4 separate regions of the Homo sapiens genome follow, and all the other regions are linked to region 4. A link is a contact called in ENCODE Hi-C or POLR2A ChIA-PET data. All regions are on one chromosome and are shown on one strand. The core of a region is the stretch at or near the end of the contact, and the rest is flanking DNA. Distances in the headings are between cores, read along the strand shown.

Evidence for each region. Hi-C counts contacts between places; a loop is a spot of excess contacts on that map. ChIA-PET counts read pairs that join two places held with the same protein, here RNA polymerase II (POLR2A).
Region 1: a map of endothelial cell of umbilical vein shows a loop between it and region 4 (2.7-fold over the local background). The contact joins the enhancer-like site here to the promoter of HERC3 in region 4. A Hi-C loop is called at or near these places in 1 of 168 maps with a recorded cell type or tissue (endothelial cell of umbilical vein). POLR2A ChIA-PET finds 5 or more read pairs at or near these places in 1 of 52 experiments (activated CD4-positive, alpha-beta T cell).
Region 2: a map of gastrocnemius medialis shows a loop between it and region 4 (2.4-fold over the local background). The contact joins the enhancer-like site here to the promoter of HERC3 in region 4. A Hi-C loop is called at or near these places in 1 of 168 maps with a recorded cell type or tissue (gastrocnemius medialis). POLR2A ChIA-PET finds 5 or more read pairs at or near these places in 1 of 52 experiments (T-cell).
Region 3: POLR2A ChIA-PET joins it to region 4 with 12 read pairs in PC-9. The contact joins the enhancer-like site here to the promoter of HERC3 in region 4. POLR2A ChIA-PET finds 5 or more read pairs at or near these places in 3 of 52 experiments (CD4-positive, alpha-beta T cell, OCI-LY7 and PC-9).

Annotation. Positions count from the first base shown.
Region 1 is chr4:88,103,659-88,109,167 of GRCh38, forward strand. It overlaps ABCG2 (ATP binding cassette subfamily G member 2 (JR blood group)), which reads right to left. Exons shown (of 16, transcript NM_004827.3): 10 at 3,526-3,608. Among named protein-coding and RNA genes, the nearest start is that of ABCG2, 52 kb to the right of the region's middle. Within about 2 kb of position 3,953, at least 8 of the 41 ENCODE cell types and tissues checked have a DNase peak (open chromatin) inside an H3K27ac peak, as active enhancers do; they include endothelial cell of umbilical vein, where a contact is called at or near this core.
Region 2 is chr4:88,238,716-88,244,888 of GRCh38, forward strand. No RefSeq gene overlaps it. Among named protein-coding and RNA genes, the nearest start is that of PPM1K, 43 kb to the right of the region's middle. RefSeq lists an enhancer at 5,416-5,948. Within about 2 kb of position 1,681, at least 3 of the 41 ENCODE cell types and tissues checked have a DNase peak (open chromatin) inside an H3K27ac peak, as active enhancers do.
Region 3 is chr4:88,961,254-88,966,727 of GRCh38, forward strand. The region is part of intron 4 of FAM13A (family with sequence similarity 13 member A); the gene reads right to left. Among named protein-coding and RNA genes, the nearest start is that of FAM13A, 93 kb to the right of the region's middle. Within about 2 kb of position 2,843, at least 4 of the 41 ENCODE cell types and tissues checked have a DNase peak (open chromatin) inside an H3K27ac peak, as active enhancers do; they include PC-9, where a contact is called at or near this core.
Region 4 is chr4:88,589,221-88,594,692 of GRCh38, forward strand. It overlaps HERC3 (HECT and RLD domain containing E3 ubiquitin protein ligase 3), which reads left to right and starts at 3,260. Exons shown (of 26, transcript NM_014606.3): 1 at 3,260-3,354. RefSeq lists silencers at 2,766-2,825, 2,996-3,555, 3,876-4,285.

The sequences.
Region 1 (5,509 bases), core at 2,703-5,202, 480 kb before region 4:
AAGAAAAATCCTTATTCCTCCTGTGTAACTGAGGTTTTGTACCCTTTGACCATCATCTCTCCATTCCCCACACACCTCTAGCCTCTGGCAACCACCATTCTACTGTCTCTTTCAGTTCCATTGTTTCAGATTCCACATTAAGTGAGATTATGTGACATTTCTGTGCTTAGCTTTCTGCGTTTGGCTTATTTCACTTGGCATAATATTCTCCAATTACATCCATGTTGTTGCAAATGACAAAATTTCTTTTGTTTTTCCACTGTGTATATATACCACATTTTCTTTATCAAATCAGACCCTTCGGGTGATTCCGTATCTTGGCTATTGTGAACAATGCTGCAATAAATATGAGGGTGCAGAAATTTCTTCAATAAACTGATTTCACATCTTTGGGGTAAATATCTAGAAGTGAGATGACTGGATCTGAATACTGTTTTTAAAGTATACCTTTTCCCTTAATACACACTAATTTGTTTAGCTATCACCACAACTCTGTAAAGCAGTTATTCCAGAGGTAGCTATTAATTCAAAGATGCTTATACTCTACATATGATTAAAACCCAGTTTCTCAGTTACACGGGTTAGAGAAAGAGCAGAGAGTGCTTTCCTCTCTCAGAGAATTCATCCCCAAAGAAGAGAACTAAACCACTGGCCTCGAGCAGTTTTAAATTATGAAGTACTAATATTCACCCCTGAACAAAACTTTGAGAACCTGTTTCCAGAGATGATGCTGAAACATTTTTTCCTCATCAATAAATCACTAATCATCCCAGGAGGGATTAAATCATATACACAGGCCACTTTAACATAGTCCAAATGCTTATTTAAAAAATGATACTGGGGTCAACGAGAAGCAGTGGGAGGAAGAACATCAGGAAAAATAGCTAATGCATACTGGGCTTAACACCAAAGTGATGGATTGATAGGTGTAGCAAACCACCATGGCACACGTTTAACTATGTAGCAAACCTGCACATCCTGCACATGTACCCTAGAGCTTTGGGGGAAAAAAAAAAGATAGCAAGCTTAAGTCACAAATACAAATTATGAGCCCAGGAGTTCAAAGCTGCAGTGAGCTATGACTGCACTACTGCACACCAGCCTGGGCAATATTGTGAGATTCTGTTTCAAAAACAAACAAATTAAAATAAGATTAATGCCCTATTTCTCCAGAAAACATCTGAAGAAACACCTAAAGTTCTTCTTTATTTCTCTGGATTTTTCTACCAAGAGCTTTAATGGCCAGATTTCCAGTCCTCTTCAAAGTTCCAGTTGAGGACCAGGTTACTCCATGTCCTCTCCAAATGCTTCCTGCTGCACAATATAAAAGGCCCACTGCCTTTAGATCCTGTGATATATTCTGTGCTGGGTTAAGACATGGCATCTACACAGCACACAAACCATCAATTACTAGCAAGTCTGGAAATAATCCAGATACCTCAGCCCTCAGGGAAAGTAAAAACAACAATGACATCACTCTGGTAAACTGCTGTTTAATAACACTCTCATCGTAGAGTAACACTATCTGATTCCATACAAAAGAATTTATTTTACTTGAGTGAGGAACCAACTTTTATGCTTATTCTTTAAAAAATAATCAGCCTTTCCAGACATCAAAATAGGCTGCACATAAGCGTCTTCAACTTTCCTCAATAGTAAAATGGGGATACTACCATCTACCCCCTCTAAATCACTGGGTGGTAACCTGAGACTATGGACAGCAAGCACTACGGAGCACAGTATCTGCCACAAGTGTTCTCCATACATGAAATAACCAGAACTCTGAGGGCTGTGAAATTCCTGAGTGCTTATGTTCAGAACACAATACAGTCGATAAAAAGTCCCCTCATAAAATGAGGTTTTTAAGGGTCCACTGTGACTGAAACTAGGTAAGGATCACAACACTAACAAAAGTGCTAACCATATAACAGGAAAAGCTGAGTCCCACCCCCATCACACCCCTAAGTCAAACATATATATTTAAAAAGTGACAGAAATTAGCTCACAGGCAACAAAAGAAGAAATTGATCAATTGGACTACATCAAAGTTAAAAATGTTTATGCATCAAAGGACACTATCAATACTGAAAAGACAACCCACAGAGTGGGGAAAAATATTTGCAAATTATGTATCTGATAAGGGATTAATATCTCCTCAAAAATATAAAGCACTCCTACAACTCAACAACAAAAAAACAAACAATTCAATTTTAAAATGGGCAAAGGACTTGAATAGACATTTCTCCAAAGATCCAATGGATCTCTACTATTTAAAAGGGAGAAAAAGAAAAGTGTTGGTAAGGATATGGAGAAACTGGAACCCTTGTGCACTGCTGGTAAGAATGTAAAATGGTACGGCCACTGTGGAAGACGGTATAGTAGTTCCTCAAAAAAATTAACAGAATTACTATATGACCCAGAAATTCTAATTCTGGGTATATATCCGAAGAATTGAAAGCAGGAACTAAAATAGGGTTTTTTTTGTTTGTTTTTTTAAGAGACAGGGTCGAACTCTGTCACCCAGGCTGGACTGCAGTAGTGCAATCATAGCTCACTGCAACCTAGAACTCCTGGGCTCAAGCAATCCTCCCACCTCAGCCTCCCGAGTAGCTGGGACTACAGACACATGCCACCACACCTGGCTGAAAGAGATATTTGTACACCTAGGGAGCACTGTTTACAACAGCCAAAAGGTGAAAGCAACCCAAGTTTCCATCTATAGATGAATGGAAAAACGAAATGTGGTATGTACATACAATGGAATATTATTCAACCTTACAACGGAAAGAAATCTGACACATGCTACATGAATGAGCCATAAAGACAACATGCTAAAGGAAATGAGTCAGTTACCAAAGAATATCTACTGTATGATTCCACTTATATGAGGGTCTTAGAGTAGTCAAGTTCAGAGACAGAAAGTAGAATGATTGCTGCCAGGGGTTAGGAGAGGCAGATATGAGATGGGAAGTTATTGCTTAATGGGTACAGATATTCCACTTGAGAAGACAAAAAGAATTCTAGAGTTGGATGGTGGTGATAGTTGCATAACAATGTAAATGTACTTAATGCCACTGAACTGTACATTTAAAAATAATTGGGCCAGGTGGAGTGGCTCACGCCTGTAATCCCAGCACTTTGGGAGGCCAAGGTGGGTGGACCCACCTGAGGTCAGGAGTTCGAAGCCAGTCTAGCCAACATGGTGCGACCCCGTCTCTACTAAAAATACAAAAATTAGCTGGGCGTGGTGGTGGATGTCTGTAGTCGAGGCTACTTGGGAAGCTGAGGCAGGAGAATTGCTTGAACCCGGGAGGCGGAGATTGCAGTGAGCTGAGATCGCGTCACTGCACTCCAGCCTGGGCAACAGAGCATGACTCTGTCTCAAAAATAAACTGACTCATCCTACCCTCAATAAAAGAATGACATTTACACTATACTTGTCTTAAATTCAAATTCTTAATGGATTTCAATAAGCTTGAAGAAAGTAACAGCATTTTCTGAAAATCAAGATCCAAATTTACTTACCTGTTCTGGATTCCAGTAGAATCATTTTTTAGCCCAAAGTAAATGGCACCTATAACCAGTCCCAGTACGACTGTGACAATGATCTTTTCAAAAAGAAAAATGCAAAAAAAGGGGAAGAGTTTCAATTAGAGATAAAAACTTATACACACCATTTATTAGTATAATATATGGTTACATAATCAGATCTCTCCATTAAGATAAACACTCAATGGCTTGGCCAACGTCCCTGGGAGAAAATAAAACAGCATACATTATTTAGACTGCTTCCTAAGTTAAAAATTAAGTTATCTGTGCTTTGGGGAGAGTGGTAGGACACAAAGCACACTGCTGGAAAAGCTGGACTTCCTCCCATTGCACCACCCAGCAGTCAGTTCAGGGTCTGCTTCAGGTTACTGAGCTTGTGAATACCACACAGGATAGCAGAGCAATGCAAGTATGTAGCAAAGCAAAGTCCAAGTGCCTAAGAGTTTTGACCCTGAACTGAACTCTCAACCTTTGTGCCAATGAACATGAGTCATTTTATATTTCAAGAGGTTAAAGTGAAAACAGGATATCTTTATTCTTAACATTAAAAATAAATAAAAATTTTAAAGCACACATTAAAAAAATTCTAACAATGGAATTTTGCACAGTGAGGAAATAGGGGTGAGATGGAGCCTGCCTATCCAACCTCTAGGGAGTCCATGCCTGCACTGGAAAAGTGCATTGTCACTGTCACCAAAGCATTTGGCCGGCTTTCTCTGTGCACACACTGCATGCTTCCACTACCCATCTCCTGTCACTGCTTCCTCATCGCTTCAGCCAGTGAGGCCTATAGCCAATGCTGCAGACCTAAGCTGCCAATTCTTTGCTGTTCTCACCTATCTTCACCACTCAATTGATTTCTATAGCTCCTAAGGAGACTGGACAAACACCAATCTTGTTTCTAGGATAAAGGGTCTCTTAAGGACACTTCAATAAGCAAAGGGTTAATTTAAGGGTTACGTTATGATATAATTTATCTGAGAAAATCCTATTTATATTTACTCGTGAGTTAAATATTAAAAAACAAGAAATGGGCTGGGCGTGGTGGCTCATGCCTGTAATATCAGCAATTTGGGAGGCCGAGGGGGCAGATTGCCTGAACTCAGGAGTTTGAGACCAGCCTGGGCAACATGGTGAGACTCCGTCTCTACTAAAAAAAAACACACACAAAAAAATTAGCCAGGCATGGTGGTGTACGCCTGTAGTCCCAGCTACTCGGGAGGCTGAGGCACAAGAATCACTTGAACCCTAGAGGTGGAGGTTGCAGCGAGCCAAGATCATACCACTGCACTCCAGCCTGGGCGACAGAGCGATACTGTCTCAAAAAATAAATTGATAAATAAATAAGAATAAAAAAATAAGAAATGGTAATCTAAAGAAGACAAAATATCCTACCATATCTTGGAATCTTCAAAGTTAAAAAAACAAAATCTCAATACTGCAACAGTCTAATGGTATCAAGATTTAAAGTAACTGATCAAGGACACTTTTGGCATGAAGCAAACCGAACTGCAAAAACAGTACCATCATCTGTGATAACTAGTTTGTGAAGAACCTAGTCTGGAAAGAACATTATTCCAATGTTTCTACTTATGAGCTGTCTTTTAAAATTCACTTAGAAATTTTGGGGGGAAATCCATTATGCTGGCATATTTTCATTACCCTCAGAATATACTTCAACAGACCAAGCTTCCAAAATAAATGCAGATGACTGTATCAACAGGCATGCATGAATGTGCATACAAGAGTCTACGTTTTCACACAGTAAAACTTTTAAGAATATTCAATTCAGGATTTTTTTTTTTTTTTTTGAGACAGTCTCGCACTGTTGCCCTGGCTGGAGTGCAATGGCGCGATCTCGGCTCACTGTAACCTCCAGCTCCCAGGTTCAAGCAACTCTCCTGCCTCAGCCTCCCAAGCAACTGGGATTACATGCGCCCACCACCAAGCCCAGCTAATT
Region 2 (6,173 bases), core at 431-2,930, 350 kb before region 4:
TCTTCACCATGTCAATTCCATTTTTCAACTCCAAAATTTCTGCTAGATTCTTTCTAATTATTTCAATTTCTTTGTTAAACTTATCTGACAGAATTCTAAATTCCTTTTCTGTGTTATCTTGAATTTCTTTGCATTCCCCCAAACAGCTATTTTGAATTATCTGTCTGAAAGGTCATATATCTCTGCTTCTCCAGGATTGTTCCCTGTTCCCTTATTTAGTTCATTTGGTGAGGTCATGTTTTCCTGGAAGGTCTTGATGCTTGTGGATGTTCATTGGCGTTTGGGCATTGAAGAGTCAGATATCTATGGTAGTCTCTGCACTCTTTCCAGGCATTTAAAAAGACTTGGGTGTTGAGATCTAAGACATATCTACATTAGGGGGCATCTCAAGCCCAGTAACACTATGGTTCTTCCAGACTCATAGAGGTACTGCCTTGATAATCTTGAATAATATTTGGAATAATTCTCTGGATTACCAGGCAGATTCTTGTTTCTTTCCTTACTTTCTTCCAAGCAAATGGAGTCTGTCTTTCTGTGATGAGCTGTCTGGAGCTGGGGGTGGGGTGACACAAGCACCCCTGTGGCCACCACCACTGGGACTGAGTTGGGACAGACCTGAAGCTGGCACAGCACTGAGTCTCACCCAAGGCCTGTTGTAACCAGTACCTGGCTACTGCCTATGTTCACTCGAGGCCCTAGGGCTCTGCAATCAGCAGGTGGTAAAGCCAGCGAGATTTGTGTCCTTCTCTTCAGGGCAGCAAGTTCCCCTAGACCCTATTCTTTTCCAGAGATGCCATCCATGAACTAGGGACTAGAGTCAAAAATCTTAGTAATCTACCTGGTGCTCTATTCTACCACAGCTGAGCTAGCACACAAGTTATGTGACACAGTTATTTCTACGCTTTCCTCACCTTTCTACAGGCAGAGGAAACTCACCCATGGCCATCACCTCCACAGGCCCAAGGGGAGTGCTGCCGGGCTACCACCGAGGTTCACTAAGGCCCAAGGGCTCTTCAGTCAGCTTATGCTGAAGGCTGCCAGGTCTGGGACTCACTCTTCAGGGAAATGGTCCACCTTCTGGCCCAGGGAAGGCTTAGAAATTCCATCTAAGAGCCAAGGCCTCTAATTAGGGGCCCCAAGAGCCCACTTGTTACTCTACCCCACTGTTGCTGAGCTGGTACCTAAGGTGCAAGATCAAGTCCTCTTTACTTTTCCCTCAGCTTTTTTCAAGCAAAAGGAGTCTCTCACCATAGCCACCATAGCTGGGACTGTGCTGGTTCACATCTAAAGCCAGCATATCTCTGAGTCTTACCCAAGGCCCATGGCAAGTACTGCCTGGGTGCTGCTGCTGATTATTCAGGGCCCAAGGTCTCTTTAATCAGCAGGTGATGATTCCTCCCAGGATAGGTCCTTCCTTTCAAGGCAGTGGATTCCCTTCTGGCCTAAGGTATGTCTAGAAATACTGTCTGGGAACTAGGGCCTGGAATGGGGGCCTAATGACCCTGACTAGTGCCCTATCCTACTGCGGCTGAGTTGGTATCCAAGTTGCAAGACAAATTCCTCTTTACTCTTTCCTCTCCTCTCCTCAAGCAGAAGTAAGGCTTCTCCTTTGCAGCTGAGGGCTGTGCTGCCTGGTGTTTTGGGAGGGGTAGTGCAAGCACTCCTGTAGTTGCCCTGGCTGGTGTCTCAGTAGGTCACATGTCCCTCATGTCCACTGGCTACACGCCCAACTCAGCACTAAGACTTGTGTAGGAGTTGCAGTCCTTATTGCCTAAACTGCCTTTCAAGTTTATTTAGGGCCCCAGAGCATTTTAGGTCATAATGATGAGACTTGCTGGAACTCAAGTTCTGACTGTTGGGATGGGCCATTCCCCTCTGGCTAGGGCTAGTCTCAGTGCTCCCTCAATGGGCAGGCATCATTTGAGTTCAGCCCAGTTTTGCTTTCTGTTGTGACAGGGCAGCTTTGAGTTCAATGCCTCTCACAATCACTGCACTGTCCCTCTCCCAAGTGCACAGATTCTCTCTCTGCACCTACGGCCATCGCCAGAGGATAGGGGTGGGGTGCCATCAGCAATTCAAGACTGTCTTTCTTGCCCTCTTCAGTGCCTCTGTCAGCAATATGAAGTTAAAACCAGGCACTGTGAGTGCTCACCTGATTTTTCATTCTTAGGAAGGTGCTTTATTTTATATTATTTCTTTCATGACTGCCTTGCCTGAAGAAAGATGCTTTTTATGTATAGATAGTTATTAAATTTGGTGTTCCTCTCTGGGGACAATCAGTGGAGCCTTCTATTCACCCATATTGCTCTGCCCTCTCTCTCTGATTTTTTTTTTTGTTTTTTAAAAAATGGGGTTTCACTCTGTTGTCCATGCTAAAGTGCTGTGGCATTATCACAGCTCACTGCAGCTTCAACCTCCGGAGCTCAAGCACACCTCAGCCTCCCAAGTAGCAGGGACCACAGGTTTGCACCACCATGCCTGGCTAGTTTTTTAAATGTTTGACATTTTTTATACAGATGGGGTCTCATGTTGGCCAGGCTGGTCCCAAACTCCTGGGCTAAAGCAATCTTTCCACCTCAGCTTCCCAAAGTGCTGATATTACAGGCATGAGCCAATGCACCTGGCCAGGGTTTTGTAAATATGAGGATCATTTTTTCATTTGGTAAGACTCCCTCTTTCCTCATGGTAGTATTTGCACTTTAAGTATCCCGGAAGAGAAAGTACAAAATGCCAATAACAACATAGATAACTCTTTAAAATAAACATATTTTAATCACACAACATAAATCTACATACATTTGAAATATGTGTGAGATTATTCTTTTTCCCCCCAGAAATGGGGTTTTGCTATGTTGCTCAGGCTGGTCTCAAACTCCTAGCCTCAAGCAATCCTCCCACCTCAGCTTCCCTAGTAGCTGGGATTACAGGCATGCCCCACTATACCTGGCAGATTATTCTTTATTCCAGGTAGAAACCAAGTTTAGACAAACCTTGGTATGAAATTTCTGCCATTTCTGTGGATATATCTAAACTTCTTTTATTATTTATTTGTTTATTTATTTATTTATTTATTCATTTTTTGAGAGAGAGTCTAGCTCTGTTGCCCAGGCTAGAATGCAGTGGCATGATCTTGGGTCACTGCAACCTCCACTTCCTGGGTTCAAGCGATTCTCCTGCCTTAGCCTCCAAAATAGCTGGGATTACAGACATGCACCACCACACCTAGCTAATTTTTATATTTTTAGTCGAGACGGGGTTTCACCATGTTTACCAGGCTAGTCTCGAATTCCTGACCTCAGGTGATCCACCTGCCTTGGTCTCCCAAAGTGCTGGGATTACAGGCGTGAGCCACTGCACCCGGCCTAGTGATACACTTAAAAGAAGTTCTGATACAGCTATAGAGGTGGTAAGACTTTTATTCTAAGATTTTTTCTAAACAAAATAAAGCTAACCTGCAAATACAGTTTTAAAGATAATTAACACATATTGAAAGTAAATAACTATGTTTCTAAGGATCAGCTAGGCACTGTTCAGGAGAAAAAGGGGTGATTTCTGCCCTCCAGGGTTGGTGTCAAGGTTGAGTTGACAAGACTAACACACATGACCTGAAAAGTGTTGGCTGAATGCCATATTGGTTCAGGCTGTAGGTAATTGGAGAAGGGAGCGCAGTGTGGGATGAGGCAAGTTGTGATATTAGATCCTCACTTTCTACTGATGTAGACTTCATGCCAACTTGGCCAAGATGACCAAGTGAACTCAGCAAAGCTGAGAGAAACTGGGCTCCAGCTCTCATGATTTCCATCTATTCCAGAATAATAAATGTTAGATAAATCCTTCGTTAAGAAGTAACCAAAGACTTTTTTTCCTTTGGGGCAAATCTAAATGATTCCAATTTAGAAAACACATACTTTTTTTTCTGACAGAAGATAACACAAGCTTTAATTTTCAAATTTCCTCCCATGTTTCATGTGAAGGAGTTAAGGTCATGCTGCCCCAAAATATGCTGCTTTGGCATGTTAACTATTTTGAGCTGAAGGCACTTGAGAAAGAGCTGACGCAGGAAGGGCTCTCTGACCTCCCCTTTTCTATTTAAGAATAGGCCATAAAACTTCCCATGAGGAAGGTGCCCTCCTTATACCAGAAAGACAAGAAATCCTTATCACCAGAGACTGGGAATCGACATTGAAATGGATCTGCATAAACAAACTTAATAAATAATCCTTATATCTTACTAGTTTTACCCCCATTCATATATCTCCCAGTCATTTCCCCACAATTTATTACCTCCAGTCCAAACCCCTTTATCTTGTTATTTCTTCATAAATGTATAATTTCTTTGTCAAAAATGTTTAGAAAGATTTCTGCTCTAGTCACTTCTTTAGAGCGTCATGTGAAAGCCCATGTACATGTAAAAATTTAATAAAGCTTGTCTACTTTTCTCCTGTTTATCCATCTTATGTCTGTTTAATTCTTAGTCCCAACCAGAGAATCTGAGAAGGTAGAGGATAATGTGTTTCCTCCTCAACAGATGTAACACGTTATTTTATGTTATTAAATATACTATTAAGACCATTGTAATTCAATATAGAAAGGTAGAAAAGAAAGGAAAGAAGGAAAAACTAGAACCTAAATGCTTATCTCCAAGGGTACGAGTAAATAAAATGCAGCAAATGCATACAATAGAATGTTATGCAACAGTTTGAGATAGAAATACATGTGCTATATTGACAAAGACCTCCAATACATATTAATTGAAAACAGCAAGCTGCTAATTAACACAGGGCATATAAATTCATTGATATTAAAAGACACACACAGACAGACACACATACACACACCTCACAGAACAAAAATATATATTTCTGTATGTATCTAGTATTCATTTATTTACAAAATCACCTAGAAGAAACTCTGAAAGACATGCCCCCAAATGGCAACAATCTCTGGGAAGTATGGCATTGGGAGGCAGGATGCAAATATACATCTCTATTATTTAAAGACTTCCCATCCTTTGAGCTGGAGCTGCAAGGTAAAAATAATAACAAATAAATAACAAAAAAGATTTCCCAATAGATATTCATGTATTTCCCTGTCTTTCTTAGGGTCAAAATCAAAGAGGGCTGGGTACAGTGGCTCATGCCACTAATCCCAGCACTTTGGGAGGCCAAGGTGGGCAGATCACTTGAGCTCAGGAGTTCAAGACCAGCCTGGGCAACACTGATGGTGGCGGTGGCCTGCCTGGAGTAGCCACTGTGAGGATACCAGCTGCAGGGAGGGAGGCATAGCCAGGGCTGCATGCACCACGGAACCGGCGGGGCCGGGAACAGCTGATCCCAGCAAAAGCCCCATGCCCTACGGAGTTGGTTGGGTGGTTGGGTGGGAGCCCATGCTCCCGGGTGCAGCTGCAGCCGCCCAGCCATGGCTCTGGACCCAGGCATGCCTGTACTCTCAGGGCCCTGGGAAGCCCTGCAGGCTCTCACTCCCTGTCCTCTTCCCGCTCTCAGCACCCGCCCCCATGGCAGAGCAAAGCTGCGGACGTATCCTGTTAACTGAGCCCAGGTGCTGTTGTGACCCGGCCAGGTGTGCACACACTTGGGGCAGCACTGACACACCACCGCCCTGCCACCGCCACCTCAGCCCCCTCCAGAAACTGGTTCTGAGGCTGAAACTTTGGGTGCCAACGAGTACGGGAGGGAGGCCTGGGGGGCTGAGGGTGGCTTGGGGCGGGCCTAAGGATGCCCCTTGCGCAGACAGCCTGGGTGCCATGGATAGCATGTTGTTGGTGGTGGGCGACAGGCAGGTTCCTTCCGTGGGAAGGGGCGGGTCCCCTGGAGCCTGGGGGCTGGGCTATCAGTTCTGGACAAAGTCTCCCACCCACAGTGAGAACTTCCTTGATACCTTTTGGCAAATCAAGTGGTGCTTTTTCCAGGCATGCCCATGGACCAATCAGCACACACTTCCTCCATTTTGAGCATTTCCTCCATTCTGAGCCTGTAAAATCCCTGGAGTCAGCCAGACTCAAGACACTCAGGACGACCTGCCTCTGAATAGGAGCTACCCACTTCTGGTCTCCTCTCTCCTGAGAGCTGTACCGCTGCTCAATAAAGCTCCTCTGCCTTGCTCACCCTCTAGCTGTCTGCATAACTCCATTTTTCCTGGAAGCAGGACAAGAA
Region 3 (5,474 bases), core at 1,593-4,092, 370 kb after region 4:
ACCTATAATTAACTCATTCACTGAACAAATAATACCTATATTTGCCAAGAAAAGAGATACATAAAAACAAATCCTCAGCTTTGTGGAATTTGCCTTTTTTTTTTTTTTTTTTTTTTTTTTTTTTTTTTTTTTGAGACTGAGTCTTGCTCTGTCATCCAGGCTGGAGTGCAATGGCATGATCTCAGTTCATTGCAACCTCCACCTGCTGGGTTCAAGCAATTCTCCTACCTCAGCCTCCCAAGCAGCTAGGACTACAGGCGTGCACCACAATGCCCGGCTAATTTTTTGTATTTTTAGTAGAGACGGGTTTTTGCCATGTTGGCCAGGCTGGTCTCGAACTCCTGACCTTGTGATCTGCCCGCCTCAGCCTCCCAGAGTGTTGGGATTACACGCGTGAGCCACCTTGTCTGGCCAGAACTTGCCTTTTAGTGGTGTGTGGAAGAAGCAGTAGGGAACATAAAATAAATAAATGTATGACATGATAGATGTTAACTGTATCTCATAGACAAAGACTTGAGGGTCTAACTCAACAGAAAGTTTTGGGATTCAGTTCATGTTAAAGGGCTGCAAAAACAGCTTTTTATTTTAATGTGGTTTAACTTCACTTTTATGGATTCTTTTAATCTTATATATAGCAGGTATTTTATCAAGCCATGGAAAGTGAATGGGGAAAAATAGGTTAAGTTCAATTATAAAAATTATAAAAACGATTAAATTCAATTATAAAACAATAGAAAATTAGGGAAATGGAGGGAAAGAGGGAAGAGAGAGAAAGGGAAAGAAGAGAGTCAGGGAAAGAAGGTAACTAGGTAGGAGTCAGAAGAGAGAGTGAATGGCAACAGTAAAAACCAGACCTCATAAATATGTACAATTATTATTTGTCAATTTAAAAAATAAGTAAAAAAAAAAAATGAAATGAAATCTCAGCAAAAATGTCACAGAGGATATTTGAGTCTCCTTTTAATAGATTTCAAACACAATGTTATCACATTAGTAGAGACACATGAACTATATGGATTTTAATACAAATTACTTAAATATTTCACAAAAAAAGAGAAGGAAAGGATGAACGAGATTTAGGAAATTCGGAACAAGCATTTGCATGAAGGGGATTTACTAAAGGAGAGTCAACCAATTCAAGGTCTGTGAAAGTGCAAGGATAAGAGAAAAAACTCAGCATTTACACAATTTTCCAAAGAGGAAAGAAAGGAGGTGGGAAAAACAGAGAGTTTCACAGAACAGGGAGTTTGGCTGCAATCTGAGTAAGGGGTGGTCAGCTGCAGGGAGGCTCCAGAGTGGTGGGAGCAATGGGTTGCATGGTTTATCAACCAGGAGTCACTGCTATTTGGTGGGCGGGGAGAGCGAGAGAGAGAGCATATGTGTCAACTCAAAGAGTCATCTAATAAACTGTGTGGACTTTAATTTCATCACATGACTAGAAGTTAGTGAAATATTTGTGGGATGTGCACCACTCAGAACACACATCAACCTTTCTGGCCACTGAAATGTGAGTGCATAATAGTCCCAAATTGACAGCAATCTAAATGTTCATTAAGAAAGAATTAGGTAAATTCCAAAACATAAGGGAATACTATGACAACTACTACAACAGTGGTATAAAGATTAACGTTAGTTGACATGGAAGATGTTCATGACATATTATTTAAATAAGATTAGTAACACAGTAGCATGTATGAATATTTCCTATATGTAAAAATGCATTTTAATTTCTGTGTAGAGATTTCTAAAAGGATGTTCAGAAAAATATCAATGGGTCACTAGGTGACTTTTACTTTTTTTCTTTTTGCCTTTTTGGGTATAATTTTAATTATTTACAAGAAGCAAGTATCATTTTTATGAAACTAATGTTACTTAAAAAAAATTTAAAATTGATGAGGTTATATGCTTCTGTGAAGCTTAACAATGTGATAACGGTGTCATTAACACACCCAGACCCAACAAACAACTTTTAATAAGATATTCCCTTGCTTTACAACAATGGGTTGGCCACCCAAAGAGAGATTACTAAGAGTTTCATTTAAAATCTTTTTTTTTTTTTTTTGAGACTGAGTTTCGCTCTGTCGCCCAGGCTGGAGTGCAGTGGTGTGATCTCAGCTCACTGCAACCTCCATCTCCCAGGTTCAAGCGATTCTCATGCCTCAGCCTCCCTGGTAGCTAGGATTATAGGCACCTGCCACCATGCCCAGCGAATTTTTGTATTTTTATTAGAGACGGGGTTTCATCATGTAGGCCGGGATGGTCTCGAACTCCTGACCTCAGGTGATCCACCTGCCTCGGCCTCCCAAAGTGCTGGGATTACAGGCATGAGCCACTGCACCCAGCCCATTTGAAATCTTTTTAGTAGGGATGAGATAATACCTCTATAGAATGGCTGCAAATTTCCCTGGAGTAATAAGACAAGGGTCTCTTTTCAAAGACTTTTAAAAACCACCACAATTATATTTAATAGCTCCTTGTTTATATATTTTAGGGACCAGTCTATTAGTTGCTGCTAAAACTTATAAATAATATGGTAAGATACTTGTATTATTTGAAACATACTATACTCAATTTAAGAGTGTTTCAAGCTTGCAGGCACCCACTTTACTTAAGTACCAGTGTAAACAGGTCAGCTGATGGGTGTGTCACTGAAGAAATGAATGTTCAGTGTAAACAGTTTGGGGTACAGTACACTCCTCAGGCAGGTCCCACTGAACAATAGCACTAAAGAAAAAGAAAAGTTGTAAACAACTCCCCATGCGCCAAAAAACTCAACAGGTTTGACTTCATTTAACCCAAGCAAAAACTTCTGAACAGTCAACATAAAGTAGCTGCAATCTGCCTAGTTAGATTAGGCAATAGGATGTAGTCACAGAGTGGATCTGCATTTCTTTCATACGGCTGAGAATAATGAGAAGAGTTAACTTAATGTATATGTAAACAGCTGGCTCAATTCAGTCCAAGAAATATTTACCAAACACTTATTGCTTTCTTTGCCTGTGGGAAGTACTTCAGAGAATACCATGGGTAAGGGCAAGATAGCCTCTCCCCTAAAGGAGCTTATATTATGGTATAAATAACATAATTAATAGAATGTTTCTATAAGAAAGATACAAACTAATGCAGGTAGGTCATTGTGTATTTTTGGAGGTAGTCTGTTGTTTTGGGATTAAAAAAATATTATTAGGAAAGACCTCCTAGAGGAGGTAGTATTTGATATAGGATTTAAGGACTGGGTAGCATAATTATTAAACTAGATTTTTCTGGAAATTTTTTTTTTTTTACACAGCACCATCTAGTCATAATGAATCACCACACTAGCACATAATGAATCATAAACTAACATGTAATGAATCACCAAACTAACATACACTCTGCTCTTTTTTTTTTTTTTTTTGGAGTCTCACTCTGTCACCCAGGCTGGAGTGAAGTGGTGCTACCTTGGCTCACTGCAACGTCCACATCCCTGGTTGAAGTGATTCTCCTGTCTCAGCCTCTGGAGTAGCTAAGATCACAGGCACGCACCACTGCACCCAACTAATTTTTGTGTTTTTAGTAAAGACAGGGTTTCACCACATTGGCCGGGCTGGTCTCGAACTCCTGACCTCAAGTGATTCGTCCGCCTCGGCCTCCCAAAGTGCTGGGATTACAGGCGTGAGATACCGCGCCCGGCCCACTCTGCTCTTCTTGATAAGACAAAATATATAATAGAAAATCTAAAAAGATATATTTGTGTGCTGGTATTAGTTTTCTTAAGGCCTCTTCTGACATAATGGGGGGAAAATCACACAGTACAACTCTACATCTTTTACGTCTTCTTTCCTTTTATAATTGAACAGGCAAGACTAAGGCAAGACCTTACCAAATATGATAAATGGTACAATTTGAGCAGCTGTAGCATTCCTGTTACAGACAATGAGCATTAGGCCATTCCTCACCAAGTGGAAGAAACAGTGCCTTTCACTGAGAGAGAGACATAGAAAGGAAAGGCATCTGCTGATTACTCATGAACTATATAAGGTGATCCAAAGTAGACTCTGGGTTTGTTGCTGTGCAGACAGCACTCCCAACTCTAGGATGGTCCTCTATCAACAAGAACACAGCAGACTTCTCTCAATTAAACAAAATGTTCTTCTTTACATTACAAAGGTCAGACATCGGGACAGAATGGAAAGCAAGTATCAATCCACTTAAAATCTCATGAAGGAAGAAAAAAATGTTCAAATCACAAATTTTGTGATTTAAATACTGAATACCTAAAACACTGAAAAGAAACCTGAAAACAGGCAAAACTATCTTATATGTAGTTTTTTTAAGTTAAAAAAAAACAAGATGAAATTTGCCATCTTAATAATTTTTAAGCGTAGAGTTCAGTAGTCTTATTTATATCCACATCGTTGTATGACAGATCTCCAGAACATTTTCATCTTGCAAACTTAAACTCCATATCCATTAAACATATCTCCTTTTTCCACTCCCCCAGCCCCTGCTAACCACCATTCTACCGTTTCTGTGAATCTGACTACTTTAGATACTTCATATAAGTGGAGTCATACAGTATTTGTCTTTTTGTGACTAGCTTAGTTCACTGAGCATAACGTCGGCAAGGTTCGTCCATGTTGTAGTATGTGACAGGATTTCCTTTTTGAGGCTGAATAATACTCTCTTGGTTGTATATACTACATTTGTTTACCCATTCATCCATCCATGGACACTTGGATTATTACCATCTCTTGGCTATTGTAATGCAGCTATGAACACAGGTGTGCAAATCTCTCTTTGAGACCCTTCTTTCAACTCTTTTGGATATATTTACCCAGAAGTGGATCATGTGGTAGTTCTATTTTTAATTTTTGGAGGAATGAGGTGAAGACATGTTATGTAGTTTTTGACCACTAATGTGATTTTTGAAACTGGACTATTTATTAAATTCTAATTAGTTAGAAAAACAGTATAATATAGATTAATTCTGGGTGATTGCTTTTCCCAAAATAAATAAACATTAGACCCTTGTGAGCTACATCCCTCCCTCCTTTTCCCAGAGTATTAGAAATAAAACTGATCCTTCATATTCACTCATTCCTTCTTTGAACAAACATGCACTGAGAGCCTACTATATGGCAGGGACTATGTTCTAGGCGTTGGCACCAGAAAAACTAAACTAAATTGAAGTTTCACCTGTCCTCTCTTACCTTTGACCTTTTTCCTGCTATAGCCAAATAAGTAAAGCATTAGCAGAACCATGGTTAATCCTTTTTGCCTGGAGGTTGGACTATCCTAAATATGCCCAACAGAAAGCTATTTTATTTTTTTCATTTCATTTATTACCTACTTTCTTATTAATTAAGTCTAGGATGTAGGTTCAACTAAAGTTGAATCCCCGGCAGTCAGTTACAATGGTCATTATTTTTAGACCTGAGAATAGTCCATAGAATAGTTCTATTCTATGTTAAGAGGAATCACATTAATAGCCT
Region 4 (5,472 bases), core at 2,010-4,509:
CTAGGACTAAAGGCGTGCCCCACCATGCCTATTTTTATTTTTTGGAGAGACAGGGACTCACTATGTTGCACAGGCTGGTCTCAAACTCCTGGCCTCAAGCGATGCTCTTGCCTCAGCCTGTAACCCAAAGCCCTGGGATTACAGGGGCATGAGCCTAGAATTTATTAAGCCTTTTATTTTTAACATGAATGTTTTTCTTTTATAAAATTTATACAGGTTAGCAAGTATATATTCCTTGGTACAATTATTTGGTTAATGTTTGTCTCCCCTTTCATGGCAACAAAGACTGTACTGTTTTGCTTACCAATGTATTCACAGGGGCTGACATTATTGTAGGTGCTCAGTATATAGTACGTTTGTTAGAGAATATATGAGAATGCAGAAAGAAATGGATGGAAGACAGGGCTATAGAAATGGAAGGAAAAAGTAAACCATGGCCTCTTCAAAACAGTTTACGTATCTGCTGTTAAGACTATTGCTGATGCTGGAGCCATTTAAAGCCATTTTGAAGCAGGACATGCTTGCTAAGGAAATTGTCATTATATGTTGTCCCAATGAAAAAAAATAAATCGAAGTACTGTGGTATCTTTACTGTTCTATGTAAGTTCTATGTAAGTTCTCAGGGTTTGGCTATTTATTTGGTAAAAGAAGCTTACAGTATCCTAACTTGTTATTTATACATTGCTCCTATCCCATTTCTAGGCTTGAGTCTTTGATAACCATCCTTTTCCTCAAGATGAAATTTCATATGAAAAACACTTGAGCCGGCCGGCACGGAGGCTCACGCCTGTAATCTCAGCACTTTGGGAGGCCGAGGTGGGCAGATGATTTGAGGTCAGGAGTTCTAAACCGGCCTGGCCAACATGGTGAAATCCCGCCTCTACTAAAAGTACAAAAATGAGCCGGGTGTGGTGGTGAGCGCCTGTAATCCCAGCTACTCGGGAGGCTGAGGCAGGAGAATTGCTTGAGCCGGGGAGGTGGATGTTGCAGTGAGCAGAGATCGCGCCACTGCACTCCATCCCAGGCAACTGAGCGAGACTCCTTCTCAAAAAAACAAACTCCGGGCGCGGTGGCTCACGCCTGTAATCCCAGCACTTTGGGAGGCCGAGGTGGGCGGATCACGAGGTCAGGAGATTGAGACCATCCTGGCTAACATGGTGAAACCCCGTCTCTACTGAAAATACAAAAATTAGCCGGGCGTTGTGGTGGGCGCCTGTAGTCCCAGTTACTCAGGAGGCTGCGACAGGAGACTTGCGTGAATCCGGGAGGCGCAGCTTGCAGGGAGCCGAGTTTGCGCCACTGCACTCCAGCCTGGGCGACAGAGCGAGACTCCGTCTCAAAAACAAAAAACAAAAAAACAACAACAAAAAAAGAAAAACACTTGAGCCATGGGCCAGACATATCAACCCAAACACTGATTGATTACAAACCTCATATGTGACACCTAACAATAGGATCTCTCACTTTCTCCTTTGCAAGTACCGGACTCCTTCGTCTTCCTACCAGACTCCTCTTTGGGCATTTAACCAGTTCTTTTGCCAACAGCATCTCTAAATTGGGATTGCATCTTTGTAATAGACTAAACTTTTGTGAAACTGCCACATATCTGGAATATAAGTGAATTGTGTTACTCTTGTCCCCAGTGTTTCTTTTTTCCTTTTTCTTTCTTTTTTTTTTTTTTTTGAGACAACGTTTCATTCTGTTGCCCAGGCTGGAGTAAGTACAGTGGCTTGATTTCAGCTTACTGCAACCTCCGCCTTCCAGGTTCCAGTGATTCTCCTGCCTCAGCCTCCTGAGTAGCTGGGACTACAGGCGCACACCACCCTACTCGGCTAATTTTGGTATTTTTTTTTGTAGAGACAAGGTTTCACCATGTTGGCCAGGCTGGTCTCGAACTGCTGACCTCAAGTGATCCACCGGCTTCGGCCTCCCAAAGTGCCGAGATTACAGGCATGGGCCACCGCGCCTGGCCATCCCCAGTGTTTCTAAACGTGTCAAGTGTGATCCAAATTTCAAAGGTTTGGATTTTTTCTTAGATGACCTGATAACTTAGATTCTGCTTTTTTAGCTTTCTTGTCTCAGTGTACTGGACAATTTGCATTATTTCACGGAGGGCTCAACACTGTCAGTCAGCCAACAACGTCTCATCCCCAGGATACACCACTCCTTGAAACTTTCTTTTCTACTTGGTCAGTCTGTTAGGTTCTCAGGACGAGCGATTGCAGACCTGAGGTGATTTGAATGTCCTTGGTAAGAATCTATCCTCAAAGGGCCTTCCTGCTTCAAATGCCAGGTTATAGAAATTCTTCCACTGGGAGAGTTATTCCTTTGGATTAAAGCAGTACCGTGCCAGTGTTCTGCATTTTACATTTAAGGGGGGCAGACACATGAAGTCACCTTTCTGAGGTTTTCTGCAAAAGATTAGCTGTGGATCAGATCAGGTCTAGGGCAAGTATGAAAGCACTAGTGACCTTGGGGAGGGGGAGGAAGCTCTGGGATTCGGCGCTAGGGAAAAGTGGAAGAGGACAAACTTTTAAAAAATCCGTTACTGGGTATAGGCCACAGAGTGTCTTTCAGATTACAAGATTTTAAGATCTGGTGCTCAGACTCTTCTTGCTATGCTCCCCCCGGGTCCACCCTCCAGCCTCCCCCAGGCCCGCCTTTCTTCCGCAGCCCCGTGCCGGTCTTCGATCCCCACCTCTCCAGAAGAGCGCCGGCGGCTGCCGCGTACCTCCTTCCCCGCCTCTCCCACCGCGCAGCGCCGCGGGCCGGCGCCGCGCTTCCTACAGTCCTACGAAGGGGAGTAAAGCAGAAGACTAGCGCACTCTCCCTCAATTGTCACCCTCCAGCTTTTTCCCCCGTGCCCAAGGCTTTCGGTCACCTCTTCATAAATAATAAAAACCAGAGTCCAGAACCTGAATAGGCAACCGCTGATCGGTCCAGCTCGCTTCCCCGCCAGTGAAAAGCAATCTTATTTCAGCGTCAACGCTCTATGTCTTGCAGTCCGATTTCGGCTGACACACCCGTGCCGCTGTCCCCGCGCCGGGCCCTCGAGTCCTGTCACCTCGGGCAGCCTGCGCCTGGCTCTGGGGCCTGGGCCTCTCCCCTCCTCCTGCCCGCGGACCTTGCCGCCCCGCCTCCAGCCCGTGCCACGGCGGCCGCCATTGGCGCGGGCCCATCCCAGAACGGCGCCCATTGGCCCGGTGCGAAGCCATTCACCCAGCGCATTCCGCCGCCCGCAGGCTTGCGGGGAAACTTCCTTATTATTGTGACGCCGAAAACGGAGAAACCCCGGGTCCGGCGAGAGGGGCTGTGACAGTCGGAGTCCCAAGCTGCGGTTCGGCTGCTGCCGAGGTGCGCAGGGCGGGGGCCGGGGTTCCAGGGAGGGGGGTACGGCGGAGCTGCAGCCGCGCTGGGCCGCGTTCCGCCTGGCACTGCAGTCAGCGCGCGGCTCCCGGAGGGGCGGCTGCGGCTCCTCCCGTGGCTCCGGCGGCGGGGGCTGCAGGCACCTCCAGAGACGACCTGGGTCTGGGGCGCGGGGAGGTTGGGGCGCGGCGCCCTTAGTACCCTGCGTACGCCTCCCTGGCGTTCTCGTGGGCTCGCCCTCCGGTCAGAGAGCCCCGCGCCGGGAAAGGCGAGACAAGCCTTCAAAATGGGAGCGCCTCCCGCCCGCGCTCGGCCGCCCTCCCGCCCTGCCGCCCGGGAGGAATTGCGACGCAGAAAGTCAAAAGGAGGATAGTCCCTATGCTCGCCCCCTGCCCCTATTTAAATTCTGGGGTTCCAGGGACCTCCGTGCAGTGAGGGGCGCGGACGCTTTCAATTGAAATGGGAGCTGGCGAGGCCCTGGCATTTTGGGGAACCTCAGCGGCCGCGAGGAGTTTGCGCCGAGGACGCGGTGCACGGCGTCCGCGATGACAGCGCCGGCAGGGCTGCGGGGCCCGGCACCACCCACTTCGCGGAGGCCGGGCCGGCTCGCCTCTCCCGGGTCCGCCTCCTGGGCGGGGCCGGGGGCGAGGGTGTGTGCGGACACGTGTGTACGGGTGTGTGTGTGTGTGTACGCCGACACGTCGGTGCGGACCGACGCGGGGGTGTCAGGAGCTGGGACGGCCGGGGGCAGGTGAGACTTGAGTCATTTGTGAATGTGTGGAGTGGGCAAACCAGGGCAACCAGACCGAGAGGAGCATGTGTAACCTGAAACAGGTGAGCCTATGGAGACAGTACCTAATGCGACTGTGCACGGAATATGTGTATGCAGCATGAGCTCCAGGGAATAAGTATTTGAACTTTGCTGTTGGTCTGTCACTGTTTCTGGCTGCTTTCTGATTGCATTTTACATCAGCTTTCAAATGAGCTCAATTAGGAAGTACCTAATTCAGAGAAAAGCCTTCCAGGATTTTGCTTGCATTCATCACGCATAGAATGCTTTGGGAAAGACGATTCAAGAGCTCTCTTCCATTTGTATGTGTCTTCTGGCTCTTTCCACAAATAAGAAGCTATTTCTAGAACCTTTTATTTGATGATTAGATAAGATCAAGTGAGCTGATTTTTCAACTCTAGACTTGAGAGAAATGAAAAAATAAAAAGTTTTAAATGCGGTGATCGGGTATCATGTTTTAGTCGGCAGATTACTGTGAAGCTCTCTCCTTTTGTACTTTCCTTTACCCTGGGGGAGGAGGGAGTAGCATTATAAATCAGAAAAGCAAAGTACATGGATTGCATATCCTAAAGCAAAATAATTGAATTACATATTTTACATCATGGTCGTACCGCCTTCGAGGCTAGGAACTTTCTGTAAAAAGTATAATGCAGGGAACAAGGAGGACAGGTTAGAAACCTCTTTGGCAGAACTCCTTTGGCATGAAAAACAAAATTAGCACATTAGCACTAGCATCCAGTTCTTGTTCAGTAAGTAGCTGGAGTTTACTTTTTGAAAAAGAAACAGGGATTTCAGAATGTTCCATGTTGTGTGCTTGAAGCCATTCGTTATAGCATTTCATTCTGAAGACCAAATTTAAATTTCTTAAGATTTGTATGACCAATTAAAAACTTTTTTTATACTTAATGAGAGTAGTAGTACCCCTACTGGAGACACAAGATAGTTATGCTTCAGTTTTATAAGTAAAAGTACTATTCTCCAGATCGAATGGGATTTTCTGCATAGAGAGGTAGAAATAAAGTTATGACAATATCTTTTCTTTCGAGATGGGGGGTCTCGCTCTGTTGCACAGGCTGGAGTGCACTGGTGCGATCTCGGCTCACTGCAACCTCCGCCTCCCAGGCTCAAGCGAATCTGCCACCTTACCCTCCAAAGTAGCTGGGACCACAGGCGTGCACCACCATGCCCAGCTAATTTTTTGTAGTTTTTGGTTTCGCCAAAAGACGAAACGGGGTTTTGCCATGTTGCTCAGGCTGATCTCCAACCCCTGGGCTCAGGCTGTCCACCCGCCTGGGCCTCCTAAAGTGCTTGACAAA